Linked DNA regions of Homo sapiens: region 2 is linked to region 1. A link is a loop called in an ENCODE intact Hi-C map of the cell type or tissue named here. Cell type or tissue: HepG2. All regions are shown on one strand. Each heading gives the region's core, and the rest is flanking DNA. Links, peaks and the distances in the headings are about the cores only. Region 1 overlaps LINC00907 (long intergenic non-protein coding RNA 907). Region 2 overlaps LINC00907 (long intergenic non-protein coding RNA 907).

Region 1 (5,382 bases), core at 253-5,252:
TATTGGATCAGTGTGTTGAATCTGTGCTCAAATCTAAGAATGAAGAACGAAGGAATTATTATATGCCTGCAAATATTTTGGTTATGTTGATTTGCTAGCCCTAAGGGCATTAAGGTATGTTGTACAGCTAGGAAAAGTGAAATGAGTAAAGAGAAGAAAATCAGGGATCAGCCAGGGAGCATAGGGCTAGTTTTTCATTTTGACCTCCAATTCTTTCATAATTATTTGCTCTGAGCATCTGGGCCTCATTCCTTGATCTTGTATGCCTCAGGCTGCTTCTTTGTCTTTGTGGTTGAGGTTAGTGGAGGCTGTGTCTGAATTTAATATCCTGCTTTCTTATAGCGAGCTGATCCTTTCAAGGCACAGGTAATTCAGCAACACCCAAAATATTATTTGCATTTGTGGGGATTGGGGGCAGAGTTCCTATATACCAGAGCAAGTGCTTTATGGGTATATACATTTTATAATTTAATTCTCAGAACAAACCTATGAAGTGGTATTTTCTCAGTTTTACATATAGGGCAGCAGGCCTAAAGATGCTCAGTAAATTACCTGTTTTTGACCCAAGGAATTTGCAAAGAATTTAACAATGTTAATCTCTGAAATCCATTTTATGGCATTATCCTGACCCTCAATAGACCTTTATACCACCTTAATTGGATATTGTGAAGATGAATATGTTCACAATCTCTCCCACATATGCATGCCACACACACACACACACACACACACACACACACACACACAGTTTATCAGCAACTTTATTGAGGAAAAGTTTAGGTCTGGAGACAGGAGGTAGGGATAGAAAAGTACCTGGTACATAGATATGGAGAAAGGAATTGAGTGCAGGCCAGAGAGCCTGCAGCCTTCAGTACTGGGTTAGAACAGCTATGTGCACACACAATAGGAAGCCATTGCAATGCTGAAAACTGAGGAACAAGGAAGGATTCTGAGAGGTCATCTAATATCTTTCCTGTTTTCAGACAGCTCCAGATTTAAGCTATTCTGAAAGCATTTATGTGGAATTTGAAATGAAATGTAGCTGCTTAGTCTTTAATAGAAGACAAACAAAATGCAGGAGCTTGTGGGTCGATTCTGAACAAGGTATCTTTTTTTAATGCATCACACTGGGGGGTGAACACATATTTGAAAGGGCTTAGAATGCACATAAAGGCTCTGTACTTTGACCTTGACCAATGCCAGAGAATGCAAATCCCCACAGTAAGAAACTACCACCCAGAACTATAAATAAAAAGAAAATGAGAAATAAATGAGCTACATGTTGGTATTTTGTGACAAATCCCCCAGATTGATGAGAAGAATACCACACAAACTCATCCTGGAATGTTGAGATCCATAACATATGTACAAAATGCAAAAGCCACTCTTCTTAATGCTTCTTTATGGGCTGCTTCTCCATGGGGTTGTCCTGAAAAAAATGTGTTTTGGGAAGTAAAAGAGAACCTTCACTCTAAGATCTTAGTTCTGCAGTGCTTAAATCCCTCTCACAGTGACAAACAGAGACCATAACTGATGCTTTTGAAGTTAGGTTTAATCTAAGAAAAGATTCTTAAGCTTTTAACAAGACTCTGGATAGAATAGCTGGATCAGGATTTTTTTTTTAATATCATCTGAATGTCACTGAACAAAGCATTTGGAGATGGAGGAAGCATAGGGCATTATTAACTGGAGGAAAAGTGATGACTTTTCCCTTTTTGTTCATTCTTAATAAATTATGTGCTTTCAGCTAAAATAAATGGGGCTCAGTATTCATAACCATTTCACACTTCACGTTAACTCTTTTTTGTTGTTCCTCAGCTCCCTGAGAGCCAAGTTCTTTATGAAGGCTTGTTTTTATTACCTGAATTAATCTAGAGTTCTAGGTGGTAAAGATTATCCCCTGAAACCGTGAATGAGAAAATGGATATAGGTGAGGTGCTTTTCCTCTGCTGCTTATCATAATTTACAGTGATCTGGATTGCAAGTTTTAGGGGAGATTTTGTCCAGTTGTTTGTTGGTAGATGTTTAACAACTGGCTCTCCAGAAAAGAAAAATAAATAAATAAAAAGAGAAAAAAATCCCCACTGATAACCGTGTTTGACAATTTCGTTGGTATAAATACTCTAACCAATGTTGAATTCAACCTACCAGTGCCTTAACAACTGGCCAAATTTTGCCAATTGGCAGTTGTTAGTGCTGACTTCAACCTTTCATTATCTCTTTTAGTTTTGCTTCTCAAAATCCTCTCAATCAAAATTGGAAAGATCATTTGAATAAGCAGAAACCACCACCACCATCACCACCACCACACTACATTAAGTCAAGCAAAATCACAATGTACCCATAAGTATGTGCAATTATCGTGTCACCTACAATTTTTTAAAAATAAAACATTTAAAAAAGAAGTCAAACTGAATACTGAACCCTGTAACACATCACTAGGGAATACAGTATGTCCTTATTTAAACTTGCCTATAGGTTTTTGGATATACTGTATGTTATAGAAACTTAACTCTTATTTATATCAATTAGCCTATGGTAAAATTATTTCTTTAATGCAGTACATTGTTTCACTTGAAGTCAAACTTTTCAAAAACCTATTGACAATGTTATAGGAGGACTCACTGTATACCCTAGTTTACTTTTATGTCTATTTAAGGTCCACAGAGAGTGTATTAAAAATATAAGCCCAGTCCTCACTTCTGGATGGCTGTGAATAATAAAACATAACCTATTCTTCTTTATGTTTTTTTTTAAGTTCAACCAATTTTTACATAAACAAAAGTGATTTATTGCCTTTAACCAAAAGTCTGTATTTTGGCAGGAATATTGAGTTCATCATTGTACAGTTCTAACCCATGAGTGCCTGCTTACTATGCCTGAAATATTCTCTTGCATTTTCTGCCTGTCACAGATGACTCTTTGTGGTCAGCAGGCAAAAAAGAACACAAGATACTTAGCTGGTGAGGTAACATGTTGATTTTAGCTTTGACCTTTTAAACCTCAGTTAGTTTTTATTATTTGGTTTGTTCAGGAATGAGGCTAACATTCTTGATGACCATTCATTCAGTGGTCAGCTAGGGCAATAACATTGATGCTCCTGTAATTGCCAAACAATGGAAAGGAAGTGATGAAGAATACTCATGGCTGGAATTTAGGCAGCTAGGGGAGGAAGGTACAGTTTGGAAATGATGGCTACTTGGTTCGTGTTAGCACAAGAGTCAGGCAAGAGAGCATTTAGGGAGAAATTAGAGGAATAAGATTGCATGTGTCAGTCCAGGATAACATAGTCTAGATAAACTTTGTGTCTCCAGTCCTAATTATTAACTTAATGCCTTTCCATTATCTCTTTGGCTTGGAATCATGGTTATTTCCATGGAAAATGGGCTAAAATATCAGGGCATAAATAAGGAGAGTCTATATGTGTTATCCTGATAGGGTGGTATGTTAGTTTATTCTTGCATTGCTATAAAGAACTACCTGAAACTAGATAGTTCATATTTTAAAAAGGTTTAATTGATTCACAGTTCTGCAGGCTATATAGGAAGCAAGCTTGGAAGGGCTCAGGAAACTTACAATCATGGCAGAAGTTGAAGGGGAAGCAGGCATGTCTTATATGGCCAGAGAAGGAGGAAGAAAGGGAGGGGAGAGGTTCCATACACTTTTAAGCAAACAGATTGTGTGAGAACTCACTCACTATCATGAGAACAGCAAGGGAGAAGTCCACCCTTGTGATCTACATTACCTCCCACCACACCCCCTCTTCAACACCGGGGATCACAATTTGACATGAGATTTGACTAGGGACACAAATTCAAACCGTATATTTGCAACCCTGCCTGTTCCCAAATCTCATGCCCTTCTCACATTGCAAAATGCAATCAACTATTCTCAACAGTCCCCCAAGTCTTAACTCATCTCATTATCAGTATTAACACAGAAGTCCACAGTCCAAATTCTCATCTGAGACAAGGCAAGTCCCTTCTGCCTGTGAGACTGTAAAAACCAAAAACAAGTTAATACTTCCAAGATACAATGAAGATATGGGGATTGGCTAAATACTCCCATTCCAAAAGGCAGAAGTAGGCCAAAACAAAGGGCTACAAACCCCATGCAAGTCTGGAACCAAGCAAGGCAGTCATTAAATACTAAAGATCCAAAATAATCTCATTTGACTCCATGTCTCACACCCATGTCACACTGTTGCAAGGGGTGGGCTCTCAAGGACTTTTGCAGCTCTGTCCCTGTGGCTCTGCAGGGTACAGCCCCTGCAGCTGCTTTAAAAGGCTGGCATTTAGTGCCTGTGGCTTTTCCAGGTACATGGTGCAAGCTGTAGGTAGATCTATCATTTTGGGGTCTGGAGGATGGTGACCCTCTTCTCACAGCTCCACTAGGCAATTCTCTAGTGGGGACTTTGTGTTGGGGCTTCAACCCTACATTTTTCCTTCACACTGCCCTAGTAGAGGTTCTCCATGAGGGCTCCATCCCTGCCGCAGACTTCTGCATGGACATCCAAGTTTTTCCTTTCATCATTTGAAATCTAAGTGGAAGCTCCCAAGCATCAACTTTTGCCTTCTGCCTGCTCACAGGCTTAACACCACATGAAGGCTGCCTAGGCTTATGGTTTGCACCCTCTGGAGAAGAAGCCTGAGGCATATCTGGGGCCCTTTTAGTCACAGCTAGAGTTGGAGCAGCTGGGCTACAGAGACCAGTGTCCTGAAGTTGCATAGGGCAGCAGGGCTATAGGCCTGGTCCTGGAAACCATTCTTCCCTCCTAGGCCTCCAGGCCTGTGATGGGAGGAGCTGCCACAAAGTTCTCTGAAATGCTTTCAAGGCATTTTCCCCATTTTCTTGGCTATTAACATTCAGCTCCCCTTTACTTATGCAAATTTCTGAAGTGATTTGAATTCCTCTCCCAAAAATGGGGAGAGGAAATCTACATGGTCAGACTAAAAATTTCCTAAGCTTTTATTCCCTGCTTCCCTTTGAAATATAAATTCCAGTTTTAGATAATCTCTTTGCTCATATATATGACCATACATGAAGGAATCAGGCCAAATCTTGAATGCTTGCTGTTTAGAAATTTTTTTCTACCTGCTACCCTAAATCACCACTCTCAAGTTCAAAGTTCCACAGATCTCTTGAGCAGGAACAGAGTGCCACCAGTCTCTTTGCTAAAGCTTAGCAAAAGTTTCTTTTACTCCAGTTCCCAATAAGTTCCTTATATCCATCTGAGAACACCTCAGCCTGGACTTCAATGTCCATGTCACTATCGCACTTTGGTCACAACAATTTAACAAGTCTCTAGGAAGTTCCAAACTTACCCTCATATTCTTGTCTTCTTCTGAGCCCTCCTAACTGTTCAAACCTCTACCCATTACC
Region 2 (5,382 bases), core at 290-5,289, 110 kb before region 1:
GGGAGAAATTGGCCAAAACAAAGGGGCCACAGGCCTCATGCATGTCCTAAACCTGGCCAGGCAGTCATCAAATCTCAAAGCTCCAAAATCTCCTTTGACTCCGTGTCTCACATCAAGGACACACTGATGCAGGGGGTGGACTCCCACAGCCTTGGGCAGCTCTGCGCCTGTGGCTCTGCAGGGTACAGCCCCTACGGCTGTTTTCGCAGGCTTGTGTTAAGTGCCTATGGCTTTTCCAGGTACATGATGCAAGCTATCGGTAGATCTACCTTTCTGCAGGGCCCTCTTCTCACATCTCCACTAGGCAGTGCCTCAGCAGGGTCTCCGTGTGGGGACTCCAACCCCACATTTCCCTTTTGCGATGCCCTAGTAGAGGTTCTCCAGGGGGGCTCTGACCCCAAAGCAGACTTTTGCCTGGACATCCAGGCATTTCCATACACCCTCTGAAATCTAGGTGGAGGCTCCCAAAGCTCAACTCTTGTCTTCTGCATACCTGCAGGCCCAACACCACATAGAAGCCACCAAGGCCTGGGGCTTGCACCCACTGAAGCCATGGGCTAAGCTGTACCTTGGCTCCTTTTAGCCAGGGCTGAAGCTGGAGTGGCTGGAACATGAAGCTCCATGTCCAAAGGGTGCACAGAGCCATCTGGGCCCTAGGCCTTGCCCATTAAACCATTTTTCCTTCCTAGGCCTCTGGGCCAGTGATGGGAGGGGCTGCCTTGAAGATGTCTGAAATGCCCTGGAGACATCATCCCCATCATCTTGGTGATTAACATTCAGCTCCTCTTTACTTATGGAAATGTATTCAGCCACCTTGAGTTGCTCCCCAGACAATGAGTTTTTGTTTTCTATCACATGTTCAGGCTGTGGATTTTCCAAACTTTTATGCTCTGCCTCCCCTTTAAACATAAGTTCCAAATTCAAACCAACTCTTTGTGAGCAAATATAGTAGTATACATTCAGGAAAAGCCAGGTCACCTCTTGAATGCTTTGCTGCTTAGAAATTTCTTCTGCCAGACTCTCTCAAGTTCAAAGTCCCACAGATCTCTAGGGCAGGGGCAAAATGTCACCGGTCTCTTTGCTAAAGCCTAGCAAGAGTGACCTTTGCTCCAGTTCCCAGTAGGTTCCTCATCTCCATCTGAGGCCACCTCAGCCTGGACTTCATTGTCCATATCACTGTCAGCATTTTGATCAAAACCATGCCGCAATTCTCCAGGAAGTTCCAAACTTTTGCACATCTTCCTGTCTTGTTCTGAGCCCTCCAAACTCTGCCTGTTGCCTGTTCAAACCTCTGCCTGTTGCCCAGTTCCAAAGTTGCTTCCACATTTTCAGGTTATCCTTATAGCAATGCCTCTCTCTACCAGTACCAATTCTCTATATTAGTCCATTTTCACACTGCTATAATGAAGATACCTGAGCCTGGGTAATTTATAAACAAAAGAACTGACTCCCAGTTCCACATGGCTGGGGAGGCATCAGGAAGCTTACAATCATGGTGGAAGGCAAAGGGGAATCAAGGCACATCTTACAAGGCAGTAGGAGAGAGAGGGAGCACAGGGGAAATGGCCATTTTTAAAACAATCAGACCTCGTGAGAACTCCCTCAGTTTCACAAGAACATCATGGGGGAACCACTTCCATGATGTAATAACCTCTCACCAGGCTTCTCCCTTGACATGGGGGTATTAAAATTTGTGATGAAATTTGGGTGGGGACACAGAGCCAAACCATATTAGCCAGCCTCTTGGGAGGAACTTATTTCTTATTGCAGGTGCCTCTCCATTCCTAGCTTACTCAGCATGCCCTCCTTCCTCAAGCAGGTGTGACTTAGGTCATCTGCATCATGATTTCTCTCGTCACTAAGATGAGAAACCTCCAGAGATTACCCACACCAAGGCTGCAACCTGTTGATGTGACTACCTTTCTCTGCCATGGGTAGTTTATCTCCTCTATTCATTTACTCTGAGGATACAAATCTTTCTTGTCATCTTTGGGGTGGAGGGATAGGGTAATTCTACCTTTTACCATCAGCCACTTTCTGCCTAATCAATACTTCAATCTCCTCCCCAGAAAGAGTCATTGATTTTTTTTCCAGATTCTCCTCTGACTTGTTTGAGGGTCCCCTATCATGTTATATATCACATCCCATCTAGGGCACCCTCTACAATTCATGAAACATTCTAGACTTCTACATTTTAGTAGGGTCTAGGGAATCAAATTTAAACCTTGGATGTTTCAAGCCTACCAGGGTAAAACATTAACTTTACAATTAGAACCACGCTTTGACACTTGAATGAGTTCTCACTGCAGGAATGCCTTTGAAAAGAGATCTGGCTTATTATGATGGATAGATGGGGTGGAGCTTCTTAGCAAACTACTTGCTTTAGAAGTTAATGGAAGAACATCTATGTTCAGGAAATCACTGTTTGCTGGTAATTGAGGCAATCAGATGTTTCAAAGTAGGTGAACTGTGAACAAATGAACTCCTGAATGACAGCAGGGGATAGCGTGTGGCCTCAATATTTATACTGTGTAACCATGATCACCAAAGCACTCTCATCTATTTTAAAACAGAAGAAACTATCATCAGTGGATAAAACTGGATTTAAAAGCAAGCCACCAAAAGCTCATAATTTTTTGAACTGAGCATTTTTCAAGGATGATAACATAAATACAGTCAAGCTATTTCTATAGATTTTTTAACTTTGATACCTTTTTGGAAAACAGATCCCACAGAACAATCTTAGTAAAATGGATTATTTTTATAGGGGAAAATACCACCAAAAACCCTTAACCCTAGAATCTCCATTCTTGGCTTAATATTTATCAATTCTTTTTGATTATTTCTTTTATATTTTCCAGATTATTTAGATTTTAGAGCTAGAAAGATTATTTAGTAATGACATTTTAGTGGCATTTTAAATAATGGGTTCACAGTTCAGGTCAGTGTATTAGGTAACAGTTGTAAGTTGGAAGCAGGCAAAGGCAAACATCAGCGCTAACTCATGTGATAGCTGGGTTAAGAGAATCTTTGTGTATAAATAGCCTTTCTATGAAGTAGGTATAATAGCATGAGTCACCCTTTTTTTCTTTCTGGGACTCTGAATGATTTTATATAAATGTTAATGAGTCCCCAACAATTCAAGTTTTCTTTAAACTCCTTCGTAAGTATTCCTAACTTCAGACTCTCCTTTTTTCAACTATTTTGCATATTAATAGCAATTATCCCACACGGGGAGAGGAAACAGCATGCCAAGCCCTGCTTTAGAATCATTAGCTCATCGTAATATTAATCCTGAACACAACCACAGTTACTACGTCAACCTCATAAAAAAAAAAAAATGAGTCTCAGCGATGCTAAATAACTTGCTAAAGTTTGGACAGTGATTTTGAGGCTAAGTTAGGATTCTTTTCTTTTTTCTTTTTTTAAGGCAGTGTCTCACTCCATTGCTCAGGCTGAAGGGCAGTTGCTCAATCATGGCTCACTGCAGCCTCGAACCCCCAGGCTCAGGTGATTCTCCCAACTTAGCCTCCTGAGTAGCTTGGACTACAGGTGTGCACAACCAAGTCCAGCTAATTTTTGTATTCTTTGTAGAGATGGGGTTTTGCCATGTTGCCTAGGCTGTTCAACTTCTGGGCTCAAGTGATCAGCCTACCTTGGCCTGCCAAGTTGCTGGAATTACAGACGTGGGCAACTGCACCTGGTCCCTGAGTTGGGATTCAGAAATAAATTCTGATGAATACACTGCTGTTCTACAGTATTTTTCCTTCTGTTATGGTGAGTTTGCCTGATTTTTCTTAATTCATTTAGGGTGGTTCCCAATGATTGCCTTTAAAATCTACCTGTTTAATAGCCAGCCTTGTAATTTTGCCAGTGAGGAATGTTAAGCTCCCTGAAGGTAACTGGATATTGTTTTCATGTTTTCTGTCCTGGGCTTCTTATCCTTTAATAGATGTCCTGCACATTCTTGTAAAAGATTTTTTTTTTTTTTTTTTTTTTAGAAAAGAACAGCTGCAAAATAGGGTTGAGTCCTGCCTGTTCTCTGTAACCTGCCAATATTACCTGACTTTGAGTTGCTGCCAACATCTGTGACTGTAGCATTCCCAGTTCTCTCCCCACGCACATTACAGGGATTTCTCCATCATTGTCCTGTTGACATTTGACTTTGCAAATCTGTTCAAGTTCTCATTTAGGTTGAGCATGTAGAGTAAATATGTGTAGGGGCCAAAGGAAAAGCTTCCCTTTGTCCTCTAAAGGTTTGCTGAAAAATCAACTGATAAAGGGCAGATTAATAGGAGAAATGACGTACAAATTTTTTAGTATGCATGAGCGGAAATTGCACAGTCATTGCTCCATCTCCCAATAGGGTACAGATACTCATATACTTTACTTCTAAGGGGAAAGGGAGATGGGGAAGTGGGGATAATTTTAAGGGGTGGTAAATAATTTTTAGGAGAATTCAATGGGCTTGAAGAACATACATTGGCCTGGGACAAAATCTGTTGAGCCTGCAGAGCAGACAATGGCTTTTGACAAAAGTCCGTTGACAGTCTTTAGCCTTTCTTCCTGCAATATGAGTTCAATTACTGAAAACTCAGGGAAGGAATCAGAGATAATTGTTTTCTTCTTTGGCAGGTCCAGATGTTAGGCAGATAAGGGAACTTCAGATAACAATTTCATACTGTCCTTTGGGAGAGACAGGATTAAGAGATAGTGGGAGCTGTGGTCAGGGGTCGGGGAGTGGAGATGAGAGAGACCTTGAGGCTTCTTCTTCAGTTGAGCATGTCAACATGCCATTTTTGGGGGGTATTAGTTTCTGAACCCCAACACATGGAAGTAGCACAGTTGATAACTTGTGTCAGATTAATGTATTTAAAGACAATCCTAAATAGGGATTCCATTCTCTCCTTGGAGGAACCTTTCTTGAAATAAGACAAATTTATTTATCTTCTAAGCATATTTATGTTAGCAAGAGACTGAATGTAATATTCAGGGGAATATACTTAGTTTCATTATTTTTTCTTCCTGTATAAAACACAGGTTGGAAAGGACATTTGTCATAAGAGGACTTTTTCCCCCAAGTCATTGTCTGTGCATTAATCTTCGGAATGTGATGGACCATGTGAAACATTGTAATTTGTCTATGGGATAAAGTCCAATGGGAATCCAGAAAGCCATTCATGCAGAAACACTCTGGGAGGCCTGTGTAGGCCAACTTTGAATACATATTTAGTCCTTTCATCTTTGGCAACAGCCAACTACTCTTTTATGAAACCCTGCCTTGTTATTTTCAAAGAGTTTATTATTAAAATTGAGCTAAGCACAGTTCTGTATTCACCATCTGGTAGAAGGTGGATCGCTGCTGGTATGTTTACAAACTAC

The links. Peaks named below come from ENCODE experiments on the same cell type or tissue, not always from the same donor. Only the 100,000 strongest peaks of a DNase experiment are listed, where the experiment ranks them.
Region 2: it touches region 1 in a loop (15-fold over the local background); 1 of 110 quality-filtered maps calls a loop at or near these places.

What each region holds. Positions count from the first base shown.
Region 1 is chr18:42,443,398-42,448,779 of GRCh38, forward strand. All of the region lies in intron 4 of LINC00907 (long intergenic non-protein coding RNA 907), which reads left to right. Among named protein-coding and RNA genes, the nearest start is that of LINC00907, 260 kb to the left of the region's middle. In HepG2, for the core only: no CTCF peak of the experiment used is centred there; DNase peaks (open chromatin) are centred at 1,144 and 3,024.
Region 2 is chr18:42,336,469-42,341,850 of GRCh38, forward strand. All of the region lies in intron 4 of LINC00907 (long intergenic non-protein coding RNA 907), which reads left to right. Among named protein-coding and RNA genes, the nearest start is that of LINC00907, 150 kb to the left of the region's middle. In HepG2, for the core only: no CTCF peak of the experiment used is centred there; DNase peaks (open chromatin) are centred at 1,083, 2,393, 3,003, 4,173 and 1 weaker place.